Linked DNA regions of Homo sapiens: region 2 is linked to region 1. The links are chromatin contacts, found by Hi-C in ENCODE. All regions are on one chromosome and are shown on one strand. The core of a region is the stretch at or near the end of the contact, and the rest is flanking DNA. Distances in the headings are between cores, read along the strand shown.

Region 1 (2,945 bases), core at 262-2,761:
GGGAGCAGTGGCTCACACCTGTAATCCCAACACTTTAGGAGGCCAAGGCAGGAGGATCCCTTGAGCCCAGGAGGTTGAGGCTGCAGTGAACTATGATTATGCCACTGCACTCCAGCCTGGGCGACAGAGCGAGACCTTGTCTAAAAATAAGATAAGAAAATAAAAAATGAAATTATATGAAAAAGGATACATACATTAGAGTTAACCGCCAGCTCCTATTATAGTTGTGTTTTGATCAATATAGACTGCTTAAAAGGGATGACTTAATGAATAATTCCTCCTACTAAACGCTGTTTTAAATGTCTAAACTTTTCTTGAGATAATATCCAATTTCCTCTCCCACGTTTTTTTTGTTTGTTTTTGCTTTTGTTTTTGTTTTTGCTTGAGACGAAGTCTTGCTCCTGACGCCCAGGCTGGAGTGCAATGGTGCGATCTGGGCCGACTGCAACCTCCGCCTCCCGGGTTCAAGCGATTCACCTGCCTCAGCCTCCCAAGAGCTGGGACTACAGGCGTGCGCCATCACGCCCGGCTAATTTTTGTATTTTTAGTAGAGATAGGGTTTCACCATGCTGGCCAGGCTGGTCTCAAACTACTGACCTCAGATCATCTGTCCGCCTCGGCCTCCTAAAGTGCTGAGATTACAGGGGTGAGCCACCGCCCCCGGGGCCCTTGCCCACGTTTTTATAAACAAAATATGAGGTGGGAGGATTGCTTGAGCCCAGGAGATCAAAACTGCAGTGAGCCATCATCGCGCCACTGCACTCCAGCCTGGGAGACAGAGCGAAACGCTGTCTCAAAAAAAGAAAAAAGAAACAAGGAAGGAAAGTGTCCCCCGAATGAATAAATATGAGCAGATAATTACTTCTAGTTTACATAAAATGCCCTCTTTTAAGAGAGGAACTTTTTGATCATTTTTATTACTATTCTTTTAATCTTAGATGTTTATTTTTCAGGAGGAAAAAAACAAACTTTTCCATAGTAGCAGTATTAAAACAAAGATGAATATGTTGTCAAGAGGCATCTGAACAATCTCCAACAGTGCCGAGTCGCATTTCCCCTTTCCTCTCCGATGCATTTGAGACTTTAATGCTTACTATATTTATTTAAGCGTTTTGTTCTGAGACCCCAAACTAATTTGCACAGTTGAAGCAGGAAATAGAATGGGTGGAAACATGCGGGTGTCTGTATTAGCATTATGCATCTCATATGCGAATAGGAATGCTCTAAAAATTCAATACAGTATACATGCGTGTGCATCGTCATGCAAAATAAGTCTCTATTGGCCTTATATTTGAACGCGCGAATGCAGCTCCTAAAAGTTAAAAACAACTCCTAGGCTGAATCGCGCGATAGAACGAAAGCGGCTTTAAACCCAGAGACTACAGTTTCCGGCATGCTTCGACGCCACACGTGATTAGCGGCAACTAGAACTACATTTCCCGGCGTGCCCTGGTCTCACGTGTGATTTGCTGCGGAACGAACTACATCTCCCGGCAGGCTGCGGAAGGGGGTCGAGTAGAAGGACCGCCGCTCCGGCCTCCCGCGACTTCTCGAAGGTGGGCAGGTCCCACCTTGTGGAGGATGGAGGTGACCGGGGACGCCGGGGTACCAGAATCTGGCGAGATCCGGACTCTAAAGCCGTGTCTGCTGCGCCGCAACTACAGCCGCGAACAGCACGGCGTGGCCGCCTCCTGCCTCGAAGACCTGAGGAGCAAGGGTTGGCTCGGGACCCCGGGCGAGGGTGTGGGGGAGCCAGGGCCGGGTGAGGACGTCCGGCGGGGGCGAGGCGGGGTCAGGAGAGGCGACTTGGGGATTCTTGTATCTCGGGTGGAGGCTTGGGACAGAAACGGTCCGAGTGGGCATAGCGATTTACAGATTTAAGGCGCTTGAGCGTAATTAATCTCGTGTGAGACTCCACGGTGGTGGGAAGACAGCCAGGAAGCAATGTGCAAATTAAGCCAGACTCGGCTTAGGTCTCTTGCCTGAAATCACTTCGATGTTGGACCAAACGGACCCCACTGGGTTCCTGCCACTCCGCCACACTCAGATGGTACAAGAACCCCCAGCTGAGCCCACGGCGGTGTGGGGAGGGGTTTCCACCGTCCGCTCTGGCAGGAACCTATGCAGGAAAGAGGGAGCTGCTACTGACCATTTCTGGAGGTCCAGACAAGGAACGTGAGTTGTAAGTGACGGAGCCGACGGAAGTTCCGAGCCCGGCCCCATACCTTTACCAGCTGCTTGGCCTTGCACTTAACCAGCTCTCAACCCTCAGTTTTCTCATCAGCAAATTGGGTATAATATTTATAGCCCTGCTTCAAAGGGTTGTTGGTTCTCTCAAATAAGATGATATATTTAAGTGACTTACAAGTCTTATTAGCCAGTAGCAACAAATCGCTTACCCAAAGAAGTTTTACAGGTTACATGTGTGAGCCAGCCCCAGGCATGTAGTCACAGTGTGTGTCAGAGGGCACAGTTGCTTCCTCTCAGTCACCAACAGAAATCATATGGAAATTTTCAGAGACCCATGAACAGCCAAAGCATTATAAATGCTTTGGTAACATGGATTTTGCATATAAGCATTTATGTATTTTTTTTCCTGACATTAGATTACTTTACTTCTAATTCCCCTTCAGTGCCGTGGCTGGATGTGCGTGGCACAGAGGCTGGTGTTCTCTGCAGTCCAGCGCATACATGCCTTGCTGTTCTATTGGGTGGTAGACAACACCGCTGAAGGATATTTGTAGTCTCTTGGCTATTTCTGATCACTCCAGTCCCGTTAGTATTTGAAGCATTGCTATCACTAAATGGAATAGTACAGACCTGTCCTGGAGAAAGCCTCTCCGCCAATGATAATGATATGAAAAGCTACTGATAGAAGCTTCCACTTCTTTTATACTTTCCCATAGGTTAGAAAAGAAGCTGCTAAGGAAGATACTGTAAAGAAC
Region 2 (2,945 bases), core at 232-2,731, 5.1 Mb before region 1:
CCCAGTAGCTGGGATTACAGGCATGCGCCACCCTGCCTAGCTAATTTTTTGTATTTTTAGTAGAGACAGGGTTTCACCATGTTGGCCAGGCTGGTTTTGAACTCCTGACCTCAGGTGATCCACCCGCCTCGGCCTCCCAAAGTGTTGGGATTACAGGCGTGAGCCATCGCGCCGGCCAATATGGTCATTATTAATGGAAACCTCAGATGAGAAAAAGCGGCAAGAAAAAATTTAGTTTTACATGTGAAGAAGAATTAACGGCAAAGACCAAATAGCAGGCGTGGTCTTTAAAAGTTTCAAGCTCCATCTCTGGTGAGTACAGTGACTTAATTCATTGTGAATTTTGGAAATAATCCTGGCTGGTTAATGAACAGGGTAGTGCTGGAACTGCAGATATTTATACTCCACAATTATGATTGCTGTTATACCCTACAATGTTTTTTTTCAAGGAACACATTTATCTTGATTTCTCACAAGTTAATACAGTTTTAAGGTTCAAGTGTCTTCTGTGACACCTTACTGAAGAAGGGCAAAGCTATAACAGTGGTGGATTTCCGTAAGTGCAAGTTTAATGCCGCCTGGGAGTCCTCACAAAATTGACTAATCTGATGACCAACGTTTAAAATTGCATACGTGCTGAATAAAATCCTAAAACAAACCAGTTTCTTCTTTGTTAAGGCAACCTATTATATCCTAGAAAACACGTGAAGGCAATGTAGCTACTGGTTAAGCATATGGGTTGAAGACTAGGATCTATTCTCCACTACTTTATTACCTTGGGCAAATTATTTAAACTTACTAAGCATCAGCGTCCTTATTCATAAAATGGGAATGAATACTACCACCTTGAAGGATCATCATGTGGGGACTAAATGCATGTAAAGGGTTTACTGAGCCCAGAGTCAACAGTCAACAAATGGTCGTTAGTGCTATTATTTCTACCATGCAGTACGATCGCTGCCTTATTTAACCATGTCAGTTCCTTCCAGCTAGAGGGCCGAAGTGGCGGTGGTCTGGGAAGTTCTTTAGCTGACATGCGAGATAGACGGCGCCGACCTCGGAGCAGCAAACACCTGCCCAACAGGTAGGCTGCCAGCTCTCTGGGCAGCATATCCAGGACCAGGAAGAAGCTCCCAGAGACAAGCTCCAGGTCTAAGCCCCGCCTCGCGCTCCTGCCGGAGGTCGCAACCCTGCAGGAGACAGCCCCCTCCCCCGCCGCCCTCCGAGAGCCCAGGGCCCGGCCCTGTTGGCTCCCGGCTCCCCCCGGGGCCAGCAGTGACTGGAAACGAGAAGGAACTGAGGGGAAATCCCTGAGTCGGCCTGGCCCCGCCGCGTCCGCGGTTCCGCGCGTCACGCCGGGAAGGAGTTACCGGGAAAGTACACCGGCCCAACCGGCTGCAGCTCCGTGCTCCAGTTAGTTCGCCGGGCCGGGAGCTTCCCGTCCACACCAGCGCTCGCCTGGGCCTGGGGAGGGGAAAGAGGAGGGGACAAGCCCGAGGGGAGTCACGTGACGCTTAAAGGTCTATCGCACTGAAGGCGAGGACCGAACAGGTCGAGGGCGTCTACTGGGCGAATCTATTTTGACCCTTGCCACTCGCCGTCTAGGCGTGGACCTGGGGTGGTTGCTATAGAAACGAGGCGCGCTCTTTGGTTGCAGCCAAAAGGCTGATCGTGACCAAAGAGGCCAAAACGTGCCTCCTAGCGAGGCGAAGTCGCTATGCATGATGGGATACCAGAAGGACCTCCTCGATCCAGGAAGGTGTTTCCGCTCCTACCGGGAGATGGCCCTCGTCTAGCAACAGTTGCTAGGATGGGGACGCACTCTCTGGTCCCTATTCTCTTTAACCCTATTCGTAGAACCTTAGAGCGTCAGATTGGAAGTGACCTTAGGGATTCTTTAACTCTCCAACTCCTGCAATATTGATAGGGAGACCGAGGTCCAGAGAGGGGCAGAGATTTGCCCAAGGCCTAGAATCCAGCATTCCTTTTATTTTTGTTTACTTATCTTTTTTTTTTTTGAGAGAATCCAGGACTTTTAATCCCGTTTACCGAAAACCGAGCTCCACCCAAGAATGTACCAGTCTGTGCCTTAAGCACGGGGAAAGGGCGGTGGGGGTGGAGAGAGGGATAAGGCACAGGTAAGTGAAGGAAACTTTCTTTGAGCCAATGAGATAGATCCCTTGCGGATATAAAGAGCTTTCATATCTCCCTGTCTTGTTTTTATTTTTTTCTCTTTGCATTTATCACTATCTAACATAGTATGTCTTATTTATTGATATAGTTTATCACCTGATCCTTCCACTGGAATGTAAACTCTAAAAGCAGGGATTTTGTTTTGTTCACCTTCATGTTCTTAGTGTTTGACTACAGGCTCAATAAATATTCGTAGAAGTGAACGAATGGGGCTGAGGTTTTGGTGCTCAAGAGATTATATTCTAAGGTGGATTCTTAAGAGTGTGGCTTACAGAGTCAGGTTCGGGTTTCAATCCTGCCTGCCTCGGCCACTTAGTACCCAAGTGACCTTAAACATTCGTTTCCCTGAACCCTAGGGTCTACATCTGTAAAACCGGCGGGGGGTGGGAATACTTTCCTGGCAGGATTGTAGTTAAGGATAAGTGAAATAAGCATGAAAAGTGGCTAGCACGATGCCTGGGACTTAGCAAATGCTCAGTAAACAGAAACGATTATTTTTGAAATGTGAAAATGAACCGTTCAGAACGATGGGAGTTTACAGGACTAGATTTCTGCCGTTTTTTTTTTTTTCTGTGTGGGAGGTGTTAGGGTGGGAGGGAGGGAAGAGGGAATGGAAGACTGTGTAAGGTGGGCTTGGTTGGATCAGACACTCGAGTTTGGAACAGTCAACTGCGATCTGGGCACAAGGGCGGTGAGGGGAGCTTATGGTTTTACTTGGGGTGGAGGAGGGGGCTAAGGGGAAGCCATGCCCC

What was found. A loop is a pair of places that touch in the nucleus more often than their neighbours do. Pooled maps may share reads with other maps.
Region 2: a loop to region 1 is called in a map of naive thymus-derived CD4-positive, alpha-beta T cell, with 30 times the contacts of the local background. The contact joins the promoter of DNAJC16 here to the promoter of DFFA in region 1. A Hi-C loop is called at or near these places in 1 of 168 maps with a recorded cell type or tissue (naive thymus-derived CD4-positive, alpha-beta T cell), 1 of 37 single-sample maps with no recorded cell type and 10 of 50 pooled maps.

What each region holds. Positions count from the first base shown.
Region 1 is chr1:10,471,095-10,474,039 of GRCh38, reverse strand. DFFA (DNA fragmentation factor subunit alpha) reads left to right here and starts at 1,511. Exons shown (of 6, transcript NM_004401.3): 1 at 1,511-1,717. The coding sequence starts at 1,582. RefSeq lists an enhancer at 1,943-2,042.
Region 2 is chr1:15,525,384-15,528,328 of GRCh38, reverse strand. DNAJC16 (DnaJ heat shock protein family (Hsp40) member C16) reads right to left here and starts at 1,481. Exons shown (of 15, transcript NM_015291.4): 1 at 1,371-1,481. RefSeq lists silencers at 1,017-1,116, 1,041-1,335, 1,457-1,596 and enhancers at 1,707-1,806, 1,322-1,825.